2 separate regions of the Mus musculus genome follow, and region 1 is linked to region 2. The links are chromatin contacts, found by Hi-C in ENCODE. All regions are on one chromosome and are shown on one strand. The core of a region is the stretch at or near the end of the contact, and the rest is flanking DNA. Distances in the headings are between cores, read along the strand shown. Region 1 has its middle 9.8 kb from the start of Gm22521. Region 2 overlaps Pvt1 (Pvt1 oncogene).

The links. Hi-C counts contacts between places; a loop is a spot of excess contacts on that map.
Region 1: a loop to region 2 is called in a map of T-helper 1 cell, with 2.3 times the contacts of the local background. The contact joins two enhancer-like sites. A Hi-C loop is called at or near these places in 2 of 37 maps with a recorded cell type or tissue (T-helper 1 cell and regulatory T cell).

The regions. Positions count from the first base shown.
Region 1 is chr15:62,801,651-62,804,350 of GRCm38, forward strand. No RefSeq gene overlaps it. Among named protein-coding and RNA genes, the nearest start is that of Gm22521, 9.8 kb to the left of the region's middle. Within about 2 kb of position 1,332, at least 1 of the 3 ENCODE cell types and tissues checked has a DNase peak (open chromatin) inside an H3K27ac peak, as active enhancers do.
Region 2 is chr15:62,160,769-62,163,468 of GRCm38, forward strand. All of the region lies in intron 1 of Pvt1 (Pvt1 oncogene), which reads left to right. Among named protein-coding and RNA genes, the nearest start is that of Pvt1, 120 kb to the left of the region's middle. Within about 2 kb of position 1,328, at least 1 of the 3 ENCODE cell types and tissues checked has a DNase peak (open chromatin) inside an H3K27ac peak, as active enhancers do.

The DNA of each region.
Region 1 (2,700 bases), core at 82-2,581, 640 kb after region 2:
ACTTTTAGGACTCTGTGTAATCTTCTCAATTTATTTCAAAGTTGGTGTTTTAAAGATATTTCCAGGATTATCCCATCACGGTTATTTGGATTGCTTTTGGCTGTTTTACAAATCCACAAAGGTGCTTGTGGTAGGAACTTTTCTCAAAGCTCTCACAATGAGAAATCGCTGGTACAGCCTCCATCCTCTACCCCATTGTGAGTATGGGAAGTTATTCAAAGGCTTTTAGGTTGGCTGTATGCCAAGAGAGGATGACTGTTACCTGTAATCAGATTCTTCAAGCTCATTTCAATCCCCCCTAAGGACCCTACAAATTGTCTTTCCAGGCAAATTTAGGAATGATTGTCTGGAGCCATTCTAAAAATCTTGCTAATTTACTGATCCACTCCTGTCCTGTTTAGTTTATTGTTTATTATTTTTATTAATAGCACTTAAATTCACCTTGAAACGCTGAAACTGAAGAATTTCCTTGCATCAGGTGAGTGAGTCTGTTGTTTTATCTGTGACAGATTGTCTTGGTTAATAATCAGAATGAGAAAATCCAGTACAGTGAATGGCACTATCCTTAGGCAGATGAGGAAGCCAGAGACTTAACCAGTAAGTAGTACTCCTCTATGGCTTCAGTTTCTACCCTGACTTTACTCAATTATGGACTATACCCTGGAAGTATAAATCAAACAAATATTTTCACCCACCCACTAAGTTTGTTTTTCTTAGACTGTCTTGTTACAGAAGGAGAAAAAACAAGCTTGCACAAGCTCCTAAACTTTTCTCAGAAACGTAAAGGTATCATTGGACGTAAAGACAATTTCCAATGAGCTTTTCAACCCTTTGATTATCATGAATCATTGACAAATTGAACAAAAAGAGCCAAGTGTGCTTTATATGTAAACAAAATATTGGAAGAGTGGATTATTACAGCTCTCTTAAAATAGAGTTTCCTGGAAGAGTTCTGTGGAACATATGTATATTTATCTCAACTCTCATTTGAAATCTGAACTCCCACATGATGTCAGTTTGCTTAGGTCATTTAAACTCTCAAGGCCTGTGCATGAGCATTTTTAGAGTGAGGGGCAGTTGAGGAGACCTCTGGTAAGTTCTGTGTTAGCTACAACATTCAGTGATTCTAGTCTTTTGGTATTAAAGACCATTTCTTTGGATTTTGTTTTTCTTTTACTGAAAGTTCCACCTTACCCTGCAAAGCTCCTCAGCCAGAATAGACTAGATTTAAATTTGTAGGCTTATAATATTTCAGAGTTCAAAGGCACTGTCAGGTCACAGAGCTCAACTCTATGGTGATACATAATACCTTCTCCAACACCTCCACCAAGTGGCCAAGCAGTCTGTATTCCACAGGTAGGAGCATGCCTGTTGGTACTCACCACATCCATTCTATGCCAAACAGCATTTGCTCTAAACCTCCCTATGACTTTGAGGTTCTTTCTCCAGTTTTTCCCAAAGCAGGTGTCTCTCTTGTTTCACAAGGACACCTAAATTCTACCTTTATGCTCAATTTACTGTTTTTTTTTTTTCTTTTTAAACAAAGCATTTCTTCAGTCATTTGAAAATGATCAATCCAAACCCTTAGCTCTAGAAAAGGTAACTCGGCTCTTTGGATCTTTGGAGCATCCTTGTTCTGAGAGTGTCCCTAGTTCTGATCACTGTCTTCGTAATTTGGCACAGATTACCAACTTCCATTTGACTGCCTCTCAGTAATCAGTTAAGTATCCAAGTAATTTGGGATGGCAAAATTTCAAAGCTGGCTTTCATCAAAAACAAAAGAATCTGATAGGAAACTGGTACAGAAGCTGACGAAAATATAGAACCGAAGCGATGCTAGGAACAGAACAGTCATTTCTGTTGGGTATCTTGAGCCCCAACTTCAGTGCATTGCCTTCAGTAATATACTAACTCTCCCCGCCTGTGATGTTTAAGTTACCTTTAGAAGATTGACATCTAAGGAATTTAAGGTTTTTTTTTTTCATGTTGAAAAGTAGTTAATCAATACCTCAAATGGAAGAAATATTTCAGACATACTGTATAAGAAATAAAGTTATGGAAGGACTGAAGGAGCTGAAGGGGACTGCAACCCTATAGGGGGAAAAAAACAGTATCAACTAACTGGTCTCTCCAGGGACCAAGCCAAGCAAAGAGTATACATGGGTAAGTCCATGGCTCCCACTACATATGTAGGAGAGGATTGCCTTATCTGGCATCAACAGGAGCAGAGATGCTTGGTCTTCTGGAGGCCTGTTGTACCATCGAAGGAGGGTGCTAAAGAGGTGAGGCAGGATTGGGTAGGTGGGTGGGAGAGTACCCTATTAGAGGCAAAGGAAAGTGAAGATGGAATGAGATGTTTACAGAGAGGAAACTGGGAATGAGCACGTTTGAAAAATAATAATAAGTAAGTAAACTAAAAAAACACTCTCTTTCTACAAATAAATGGAAAGCATTAAAAAATCTGGCTCCCTAATTACTTTTCAAGAGAAACTACTTTTGAAATTTCTTTAGAGAGCAGATTTCCAGACTGAGACTACTAGACAGAAATACCACCGAATGGCAGAGTGTTTTCATGTCCCTCTGTAGGAGTATAGATGAGTCTTCTGTGCTTTACTCTTTTTCCTATGGTAGTTCATCCAGCTGACAAGGGTCCTTAGAAAGTGTTTGTTTTAGGCTGATGTACAATGCATATTAGGTCTA
Region 2 (2,700 bases), core at 78-2,577:
CCCAAAGCCTGAAACCACCTTATTGAAAAGTAGACTGGAAAAGTCTGCCTCTCCAGCCAAAAATAAAAATGAAATGTGATGTGTACCTTGAGGTACTAATATTCTAAAAGGGCCAAAAGCAGGTTCTTAGGTGGTTTTTGATATGACCCCTCTTGTCACCTCTTAGCCACCACAGCACAGTGGTCAGCATACAAACAGGCCTCCTGATTTATAAATAAAGTTTTATTAGACTCCAACCATACCCATTCTCCTCTATTTTTTCTGTGCTGATTTGTCGCTTTAGGGGCAGAGTCCAGTCATGGCAGAGAGCTTGTGCCCTACAGAGTCAGAAAGGTTTCTGTCCCTTAAAGGAAAAAAACTGGCCAGTCCCTGCTGTAAGCTGCTCTTCCGGTACCGGGGCTGAGCTCTTCTTTGCAGAATGTGGAGCATTCTGCGGGCCGTTTCTCAGTATTTCCTTGCTTCTCAGAGCATGCCAGTGCGAGCAGGGCCAGCAGCAGGTGAGCGAGCAGCTGGCATTCACAGCGGCTCTCCTTGACCTCATAGGCTAAGCTTATCCTGCATACCTCTGCCAGTAGGCAACAACCCAGGCCCACGCTGCTAGGAGAGGCTTTTCCAAATCCATCACTTGGGGATTGCTGGGTAAGAGTTTGCATTGGTGATCATAGAGAGCATGGGACATATCTCTTCCCATCTTCCCATGGAGTATCCCTAGCCCCTGCCTGGCCTGATATGTAAGTTAATTTTATTTTTATTACTATTATTATTACTGTGACAATATACCCAACAAAAGCCAAGGGAGGGTTTATTTTTGGCTTACAGTTTGGTTCTCCGTAGTGGGGAATGCACGGAGGCAGGAGCATGAAGTAGCTAATCACATTGTATTTGTAATTCAGAGAGCGATGCCTATACTGGCCTTCTATTTGCTTTATCAGTTTCATTTAGTTCAGGATCCTGACCAATGGCATGGTTCTGTTCATCCTTAGAGTGAGTCTTCCTTCTTAACCTTAAACTATTTAAGTTACTCAACTTAACCCAGTCTAGAAACTCTCTCACACAGATCTTCTGGAAATTTGTCTCGAGGAGACGCTAGATTCTGTTACATGAGCAATTGATGTTAGCCATTACCCCTGGGATTAAATCGGGATTCCAATAATACTTTATGACTGGAAGGAAGACTCTAGAAAAGGAGATAGCCATGACCTTTCAGGGTTGAATGCTAGAGCCCAGCTTCTAGAACCCATGGCAGGCTGCTGGGTGACCTTGGACAAGGAGCCTGACTCTCATGGCTTTGATTTCCTCATTTGGAAAGTGGGGGTTAAGCCTAGTCCTGACAGGACCATGAGAGATACAGGCATGACAATGGGTCACATGCAGGAAGCATTCTTGACCCATTGCCAGGGTGCTGAGAAGACAGGCTGTTACAGGCTCAGGGGCATTTGCCGGGGACTCCTGAGAGACAAAGAGTAAAAGGAGAAGCAGTCCTTTGATAGTCTTGCCAAAGGAAATTCCCAGCAGGTGAGAGTGTTGAAGATGGAATAGCAAGCCTTTCCTCACCTGGTCCGCTCTTGAGAAAGCCAGCCTCGGCGTGCTTGTCTTCCTCCACGGAACAGGGAGAGGCAGGGTGTCTCCTGTGGGTTGTCAACAGCACCTCAGCGCTGCAGAGGCCCCAACAGGACCTGGAAGCTGCACACTGAAGCACGCAGGGGGCAAATTCCATTCTTGTCACCCCCCCAGCGTTGGTTAGGTGCTCCCTTTGCCCTCTGTGGGTAAGTTACCTTCACTGGCCTGCTTTCCCATTTCAGAGAAAGTCACTGGACTGAACAGCAAGTAAGTAGTCAGGGAACCTCTTGCCATTTGCCAGTTACCCACAGAGCCCTGGCTCGTTCCAAAAGCAGCTATTGAACCATGGCCTAAACAAATTAAGAAGGACTCCTGCCTCCTGTACTCTTGGCCCTGGAGTTTTGGAGAGAAATCACTTTTATTTTTTATGAGTTAGATCTTCTCAGCCCAATTTAATCAGCTTTGAAATATACCTATACTAGGATACAGACCTGATAAACAGATACCATTATGCAGGGAAGAACTAGACGTCGGTTGCCCCTGGAAGCCACAAGGTGAAACTCTTGCCTGTATATGCCCTTGCTATACATTATATGTACATGGTCTGTAAAATCTTGGGGGGGGGGGTAATCAGCCTGCTCAGGAGAAAAGATACCAGAAGGTCCCCATTTATGGGTATAAAAACAGTGCAGGTTTCTGAGATAAATTGAATGTGGCCAGAGGCACAGAATTGGTTGCCTAGGCATTAGGACTAGATTTAGGTTAAGTGCTCACCTCTGGTTTGATTGTCTCTGCCTGTATTTTATGCAGACAGCAGTCTGTCGGGATTCTATGATGGGCTGGAATCCCACTTGGACCCCAATTTGCAGGAACCTAAATTTATCCATGCTCTTAAGCACCCCACTGCAGAGGCTGGTCTCAGTTACCTTTCAGAAAAAGGCTTAATTCAGGTTGCTGAGTTTTGAAATCGCATCTAGACCTCCCTGTGAGGTGTTGCACGAACATTTGTGGGAATCAGTTAGCATCCGTTCATATGCAGATCTGGGTTTTTTTCTACTCTTATCTGAACACTGTAGGAAGGAGAGGCCCGGACCTCTCAGAGCTGAGGCTATCAGAGACTGTTGGATCCACCTGTATACT